Regions from separate parts of the Homo sapiens genome. Here region 2 is linked to region 1. Evidence: chromatin contacts called from ENCODE Hi-C or POLR2A ChIA-PET data. All regions are on one chromosome and are shown on one strand. The core of a region is the stretch at or near the end of the contact, and the rest is flanking DNA. Distances in the headings are between cores, read along the strand shown. Region 1 overlaps GGA3 (golgi associated, gamma adaptin ear containing, ARF binding protein 3). Region 2 overlaps TMEM94 (transmembrane protein 94).

The links. A loop is a pair of places that touch in the nucleus more often than their neighbours do. ChIA-PET counts read pairs that join two places held with the same protein, here RNA polymerase II (POLR2A). Pooled maps may share reads with other maps.
Region 2: a pooled map shows a loop between it and region 1 (2.4-fold over the local background). The contact joins two enhancer-like sites. A Hi-C loop is called at or near these places in 2 of 50 pooled maps. POLR2A ChIA-PET finds 5 or more read pairs at or near these places in 3 of 52 experiments (H1, K562 and activated B cell).

Annotation. Positions count from the first base shown.
Region 1 is chr17:75,248,290-75,252,269 of GRCh38, forward strand. All of the region lies in intron 1 of GGA3 (golgi associated, gamma adaptin ear containing, ARF binding protein 3), which reads right to left. Among named protein-coding and RNA genes, the nearest start is that of GGA3, 11 kb to the right of the region's middle. RefSeq lists enhancers at 2,236-2,335, 2,346-2,455 and a silencer at 2,779-3,073. Within about 2 kb of position 1,947, at least 11 of the 41 ENCODE cell types and tissues checked have a DNase peak (open chromatin) inside an H3K27ac peak, as active enhancers do.
Region 2 is chr17:75,484,718-75,488,697 of GRCh38, forward strand. It overlaps TMEM94 (transmembrane protein 94), which reads left to right. Exons shown (of 32, transcript NM_014738.6): 3 at 711-830; 4 at 1,154-1,281; 5 at 1,573-1,709; 6 at 3,215-3,417. Among named protein-coding and RNA genes, the nearest start is that of MIR6785, 12 kb to the right of the region's middle. RefSeq lists an enhancer at 3,350-3,399. Within about 2 kb of position 2,699, at least 18 of the 41 ENCODE cell types and tissues checked have a DNase peak (open chromatin) inside an H3K27ac peak, as active enhancers do.

The sequences.
Region 1 (3,980 bases), core at 697-3,196:
TGAAACCCCCTCTCTACTAAAAATACAAAAAGTTAGCTGGGCAAGGTGGCGGGCGCCTGTAGTCCCAGCTACTCGGTAGGCTGAGGCAGGAGAATGGCGCGAACCCGGGGGGTGGAGTCTGCAGTGAGCTGAGATCGCACCACTGCATTCCAGCCTGGGCGACAGCGAGACTCCGTCTCAAAAAAAAAAAAAAAAAAAAAAAAAATCACCAGCTGGGCCGGGTGCAGTGGCTCACGCCTGTAATCCCAACACTTTGGGAGGCCGAGGCAGGCGGATCACCTGAGGTCAGGAGTTCAAGACCAGCCTGACCAACATGGAGAAACCCCATCACTACTAAAAATACAGAATTAGCTGGGCATGGTGGCACATGCCTGTAGTCCCAGCTACTCAGGAGGCTGAGGCAGGAAAATCGCTTGAACCTGGGAGGCAGAGGTTGCCTTGAGCCGAGATCGTGCCATTGCACTCCAGCCTGGGCAACAAGTGAAAACTCTGTCTAAAAAAAAAACAAAAACAAAAACAAAAAAAACAAAACAAAAAAAAAAAAACTCACCAGCTGGATGAACACATCATAACAGAGACTCCAGCTCCTTCACTGGCAACAGGGCTGCAGGGATCTGAGTAGCGACAGCTGCCAGGCAGAGGGAAGGCCCGTGGCACCCAGTGTATCACCCTGCTTCCCAGGTCGGGGCTCGGCCTCCCCGGCAGTGTTTCTGTTGTGGCTGCAAGGGGAAGATTCTGATGGTTTAGGTTCATATTTATTTATTTATTTATTTTGAGATTGAGTCTCGCTGTGTCACCCAGGCTGGAGTGCAGTGGCGCGATCTAGGCTCACTGCAACCTCCACCTCCCAGGTTCGAGCTATTCTCCTGCCTCAGCCTCCCGAGTAGCTGGGATTATAGGCATGCGCCACTATGCCTGGCTACTTTTTGTATTTTTAGTAGAGATGGGGTTTCGCCATGGTGGCCAGGCCTCCTGACCTCAGGTAAGGAGGTCAAGACCAGCCCTGGCCTCCCAAAGTGCTGGGATTACAGGCGGGAGCCACCGCACCCCGCCTAGGTTCCTCTTTAGAAGAAAAAGAAGGTGTCTGTCTTCAATCTTGAAAGAGAATTAACAGGTCCTTCAAAATCTGGAGCTTGAAAGGAGGGGAGTTAAATGTAATCAAGGGTAGCCATTTGGAAAGAAATGTCTGGCAATCCTGCATTACTGTATGGTAGCCTACCAGCTATCACATTCCAAATGCCAAGTCTCTCCCACCAATTGTCTGAAATTTCCTCAGGCATTAGCGTAGCTCTGTTACTAATTCCTATCAGGTGCTTAAAGTTCTCACATAACACCAAAAGTCTACAGGGTACAAAAATTGAATGGTCTGAGAAGCAATCCCCATCCCCCAGGGCTATTATTTTGGGAACAGTCATACACCTTGTGACAGAAGAAAAACTGGCCCACTCACTTTCACTTTTTGCACGGGGAAAAGCATCTTCTGAGTACAGAGTAAAATGTGGATCCCCCCAACCCCCGAAGCAACTGGTATTCACCATACGTTATCTTCTTCCCAAGTCTATTAGACTTCCAACAGCATTTCTACTTCCAAGAACACTCCTGCCCACTTTTCACTTGTATTAATTTCTCTAGAATCTCACTTTCTTCCACCTTGATAGACCTTTTTATGGCAAATCCACAGGGAGCTCTTTGCCTACTCACGGGCACAAAAAGCCCTAGTTTCTGCAATGGTCAGTTCCATGTCTATCTCCTCCAGCTCTCTGGGCAGCTCAGAAAGCAGAGCTCACCCGCCCACAGGAACGGGAAGGAACCTCTGGGGATAATTCTGGGTGACTTGATCTTTCCATCTGCCTACTGCCTCCCCAGCAGATGCACACAGCCTCCCACCCACTCAACATTTCCTTCACCTGGCATAGAGGTGACACCCGAGCTTCCCCTATAGACCTTGCCTTCCCGAACCGCCCCTCCGGGCTCTGCTCTGACTCATGGTTTCTGTCTATTTTCGAGTCTCTGTTGAAAGCCTCATCTGTTTCTGTGTCTCTGGATTTCCTGCTTTCATTTTTCAGCTTCACTCCATCGCTAGCCTACTCTCGTGGGACTTAAAACGTCATGTGGGGATGGAAACAGCAGCATTGGGTACCCCATTCCAGCACGGCTCAAACATTCCAGAGAAAACAAGATCTACATAGCAGGCTGGATGCGGTGGCTCACGCCCGTAATCTCAGCACTTTGGGAGGCCAAGGCAGGTGGATCATTTGAGGTCAGGAGTTCAAGACCAGCCTGTTCAACATGGTGAAATCCTGTCTCTACTAAAAATACTAAAATTAGCTAGGCACGGTAGCACACACCTGTAATCTCAGCTACTTGAAGGCTGAGGCTGGAGAACTGCTTGAACCCAGGAGGCAGAGGTTGCAGTGAGCCATGATTGTACCACTGCACTCCAGCCTGGGCAACAGAGTGAGACTCCATCTCCAAAAAAAAAAAAAAAAAAAATTATATACATATGGTCTGGGCACGGTGGCTCACGCCTGTAATCCCAGCACTTTGGGAGGCCGAGGCAGGCGGATCACCTGCGTGAGGTTAGGAGTTCGAGACCAGCCTGACCAACATGGTGAAACCCCATCTCTACTAAAAACACAAAATTAGCTGGGCATGGTTCCGCGCACCTGTGATCCCAGCTACTCAGGAGGCTAAGGCAGGAGAACCACTTGAACCCAGGAGGCAGAGGCTGCAGTGAGCTGAGATCAGGCCATTGCACTCCAGCCTGGGCCACAGAGTGAGGCTCCATCTCCAAAAAGAAAAATCTACGTAACAAATGACTTACAAACAAGCAGAAGCAAGAACATGGGCTGGAAAGGGAATAAAGGTCAACCTTCACTAGGGTCCTGAATGGAAACACAAACTTAGTCAATCACCAAGTCTTTGTTAAGCACCCGCAGACAATGAAGTAAACAGCATGTCAGCATGCCAGACCCTGGAGGGACTACAGAAAAAGTTCCAGACACAGATTTTACCCTCAAGGAGGCTGTGCTCTCCTGGTTCAATACATGAAAAAAAAAAAAAATCAGTTCAAAAAACAAGACAGTAGATAATTGGGCTAATTTGGTACAGAAATGAGTGTAAAAACAAATGTATGGCCCAGGCACGGTGGCTCACACCCGCAATCCCAGCATTTTGAGAGGCTGAGGTGGGTGGATCGCGAGGTCAGGAGTTCAAGACCAGCCTGGCTAAGATAGTGAAACCCTGTCTCTACTAAAACTACAAAAATTAGCCAGGCGAAGTGGCAGGCGCCTGTAATCCCAGCTACTTGGGAGGCTGAGGCAGGAGAATCGCTTTAACCCAGGCGGCAGAGGTTGCAATGAGCTGAGATTGTGCCACTGCACTCTAGCCTGGGCGACTAGAGTGAGACTCCTTCTCAAAAAAAAAAAAAAAAAAAAAAGCATCACTTCTTTTTCCTGACTTCCCCATTTCTTTTTCTTCTTCCTTTTTTTTTCTTTTTTGAGACAGGGTCTCACTCTGTCACTCAGGCAAGAGTGCAGTGGTGCGATCATGGCTTCACTGTAGCCTCAACTTCCCAGGCTCAGATGATTCTTCTACCTCAGCCTAGCTGGGACCACAGACACTCACATCACACCTAGCTAATTTTTTGTACTTTTGGTAGAGACAGAATTTTGCCATGTTGCTCAGGCTGGTCTTGAACTCCTAGGCTCAAGCAATCTGCCTGCCTTTAACTCCCAAGGTGCTAGGATTACAGGTGTGAGTCCCAGTGCCTGGCGTCTTTCGTTTTTTTTTTTCTTTTTTGTTGTTTGAGACGGGGTCTCACTCTGTCACCCAGGTTGGAGTGCAGTGGCTCTTACAGCTCACTGCAGTCTCTGCCTCCCAGGCTCAAGTGATCCTCCCACCTCAACCTCCTGAGTAGCTGGGACCACCCACAGGCGTGTGCTTGTTCTTTTTTTAGAGATGGGGGTCTCACTCTATTG
Region 2 (3,980 bases), core at 1,449-3,948, 240 kb after region 1:
AGTTTCCCTCTCTCCATTTAAAAAAAGATATATTTTAGGCCAGGCACAGTGGCTCACGCCAGTCATCCCAGCACTTTGGGAGGCCAAGGCGGGCAGATCACTTGAGGTCAGGAGTTCAAGACCAGCCTGGCCAACATGATGAAACCTCGTCTCCACTAAAAGTACAAAAAATTAGCCCGACATGGTGGTGTGTGCCTGTAATCCCAGCTACTCGGGAGGCTGAGGCGGGAGAATCACCAGAACCCGGGAGGCAGAGGTTGCAGTGAGCCGAGATCGTGCCACTGCACTCCAGCCTAGGAGACTAAGCAAGACTCTATCTAAAAAAAAAAAAAAAAATTGTCCATGCAATCAAAGACTGGCCCCCTTGCAATAAATTGGGAGATCAGTGGTGAGCACAGCCTGGGTGGGCAGGGAGCTCGCCAGGGGCAGTGGGGAAAGTGAGTTGGGGAACATGGAATAAAAGAAAAAGTTGTTTTGTTTTTTAATTTGGCTGTAAAGAGTAGGGTAGGAGGCTGTGCACTTGAACAGTTTGTAATTTGGTGGAGATGGACATGGTCACACCTTGAGAGGCCAGAGCTGGTAGGGGAAGAGATGTGAGGATCCCAGAGGAGGGGAAGGATGAAGGGCCAGGGAAGGGGAGGGTTGGGGCCCGCGTGCCTTGCATAGCCTTGGCCTGGCAGTGACGCCCAGCGCCTCCTGCTTGCCTGCAGGGCGAGCCTCCCTCAGCCCTGGGCCTGTCCACGCGGAAGGCCCTCAGCGTCCTGAAGGAGCAGCTGGAGGCAGTGCTGGAAGGACATCTCAGGGAGCGGAAGAAGTGTCTGACGTGGAAGGTGAAGCTTCTTCTCGGGGCTACCAGGGCCTGGCTGGGATGGCAGGGAAGTGTGGGAGGCCCCTTCTCAGGACTCTGATGTACCCTGTCACCCTGGACAGTGTGACCCAACTGAGGCCTCATGAAATATCAGAAAGAAGCCAAGGTTCCCCTCAGAGTGGCTCCTGAGCCTGCTTGCTGCAGGAGCCCAACAGGCTGGAGCCCAGCCGAGGTCAAAGAGAGGGGACCAAGGCGGCCATGGGGGCTGGGAAGGGTGCCGGGGGAGGCAGCCAGATTGGAGTGGGACAGGCCTCTCATTGTCCCCTCCCTGTCCGAACTTCCCAGGAGGTGTGGAGAAGCAGCTTCCTCCACCACAGTAACCGCTGCTCCTGCTTCCACTGGCCGGGGGCCTCACTCATGCTACTGGCCGTGCTGCTGCTGCTGGGCTGCTGCGGGGGACAGCCAGCCGGGAGGTGTGCGCCCAGGGGCTGCTCCCCAACCTCTCCAGCTGTGCTGTCCATCCTGCCGCGGCACCTGGGACAGACCAGGGCTCTTGGGGGCTGTCACCCCCAAGCTGCTCCTGGGATGTAAGGGAACCTCCTCAGTCCCTTGAATGGGGTCAGAGGCCTAGCTGGTGTCAGGGCACCAGAACGGGACAGTCTTTCCACAAGGGACTGGGGTGGGAAGGGGAGCTGTGGCCTGGGGGCTGCTGGGTGGGCGAGCCCTCACTCCCTGTGGGTGCGGCCTCTCTTTCCTCCCACCAGCCGTGGGGTGGGGCTGGTGAATGCCTCGGCCTTGTTCCTGTTACTGCTTCTCAACCTTGTGCTCATCGGGCGGCAAGACCGGCTGAAGCGTCGGGAGGTAGAGCGGAGGCTGCGAGGGATCATTGACCAAATCCAAGGTGAGGTCAAGGGCAGGCATATTGGTGGGAAAAGATGACCGGACATATCAGAGCCCTGAGGGCTCCCCTCCTGCACCCCAGCACAGACGGGTTGCCTGTGGCCAGCATTGCAGGGGCTCTTGTCATCTGGGGAGTTAGAAGGATGCCCACTCTCTTTTGAGCAGGGCAGTGAGAGCTGTGGGATGGTGGTGGGTGCCCAGGCAGAGGGCTGGGCAGGCAGGAAGGCCAACAGTGGCAGGTGGGCTTGCAGGCTGGCTCACGTTGGGAAACCAACAGGGAAGTCCTCTCACATGGCAGGAGGATGATTGAAGTTTTCTCGTTCAAGTCCATCTTGTCTGGTGTACTGTGCTGGGAGACATGGGAAGGTGGGCAGACATACCTGCAGGAATTGGGGTGGGGTAGGGGCCGGGAGCCTGAGATGGAGCAGCCCAGCTCCAAAAGGGAGGGGAGTGGCTTGGATTTCTGCTTGGCCTTTCATTCAGGCGGTGTTTATGAAGCTTGGCTGCGGATTGAGGGTTGTTGAGGCTCTTTTGAGGGACGGTGGCTCCTGCTGTCCAGGGGCATGTGGTGCTGTGGGAGAAGCAGCACCCACTCATGAGACCTTTCTCCAACAGACCTGGGCAGTGGACGTTTAGATGCTAAGTGAGTTTGTCCTTTCGTTCTGAGATGGTTAATTGCCACCATGTGCCAGGCACTGGGAGTGCAATGGTGATGGCAAAAGATGGGCCCTGCTTTCCGGAGCTTAGTCTCCTGCCCAGGAGCATCAGTGGCTCCCTTTTGCTTATGGAAGCCATCCCAGAGGCACGAGTGGCCTCCCAGAGCCTCCAACACAGGCTCACCTTCCTCTCCAGCCTCTTCTCTTCCTCCTCATTCTGATGCTGAAACTACTCACCAGTCCTAGGCCCACTGTGTATCAGCCTCTGCCTCTGTGCCTCTCTCCACTGTTCTCTGCTGGTGAGCTTCTCCCTCACTCATCTCCAGCTGACAAAACCATTCTTCCAGGCCCATCCCCAGTGCTTCCTCTTTCAGGAAGCCACCTCTGATCGCCCCAGCAAATCGGTTTGCTCCCTCTTCTGGACTCCTGCAGCACAGGGATCTTTGTTAATGCTTAGCCGTGTTTGCCTTGTTTGGCGTTATCTGTCCACATGTCTCATCTGCCCCACTGGGTTGTGGCTCCTTGAGGAGCTATGTTGTTGTCTCCACCTTGCACCCCTCACAGGCCCTCTGCAATGTTTGTGAAGTGTATCTGAATGGGATGGGGGTACAAAGAACGAGAGCTCCAGGTGTTGAGAGGAGGTAGAGGCTCTGGGGCTGGAGTGGCCGGGTAGGGCTTTATAAGGGAGGCATCCTTGAAAGCAGGGAAGTGTTGGAACGAGTGGAGGGGTTTGACGCAGACCTCCTGGGAGAGGAAGTGGGCAGACAGTGCTTCCGGAAGTGCTGCTGTATCTGACTGGGGGGCAGGGCCGTGGCTGAGAGGGTTGTTTCCCTCTTTCCATTCCCCTCAGATGCCCTCAGGGATGGCAGGGAGATCCAGTGGCCCAGTGCCATGTATCCAGACCTCCACATGCCTTTTGCGCCATCCTGGTCCTTGCACTGGGCCTACAGAGACGGACACCTGGTCAACCTGCCAGTCAGCCTGCTGGTTGAAGGAGACATCATAGCTTTGAGGCCTGGCCAGGAATCGTTTGCTTCTCTGAGGGGGATCAAGGTAGCTTGAGGCTTTCCTTCTCCCTTGGAAATGCGGTGGGAACATCCACAGGCAACGATGGGAGGGTCCCCAGACTTCATCCGGAAGCTTCCCGGCCAGCTTACTGGCTTTTTGGCAGAGGCTCTGGAACATCTTCCTCCACCCTGCTGTTCTTTTTTTTGAAACAGGGTCTCACCCTGTCGCCCAGGCTGGAGTGCAGTGGCACGATCTCAACTCACTGAAGCCTCTGCCTCCTGGGTTCAAGCGATTCTCCCACCTCAGCCTCCCCAGTAGCTGGGATTACAGGCACATGCCACCACACCTCAACTGGCTTATTTTTTATTTTTTGGTAGAGATGGGGTTTCGGCATGTTGGCCAGGCTGGTTTCGAACTCCTGACCTCAGGTGATCCACCTGCCTTGGCCTCCCAAAGTGCTGGAATTACAGGTGTGAGCCACCACGCCTGGCCCCCTGTGCTGTTCTTTATTCTCGCTAAAAGTCTAGTCCCACAGGCCCTGTCCCAGTGGACTCTGGGCTAACTGATGGCTCCTAACCCCAGCGAATGTCTGTACTTAGATGAATTGT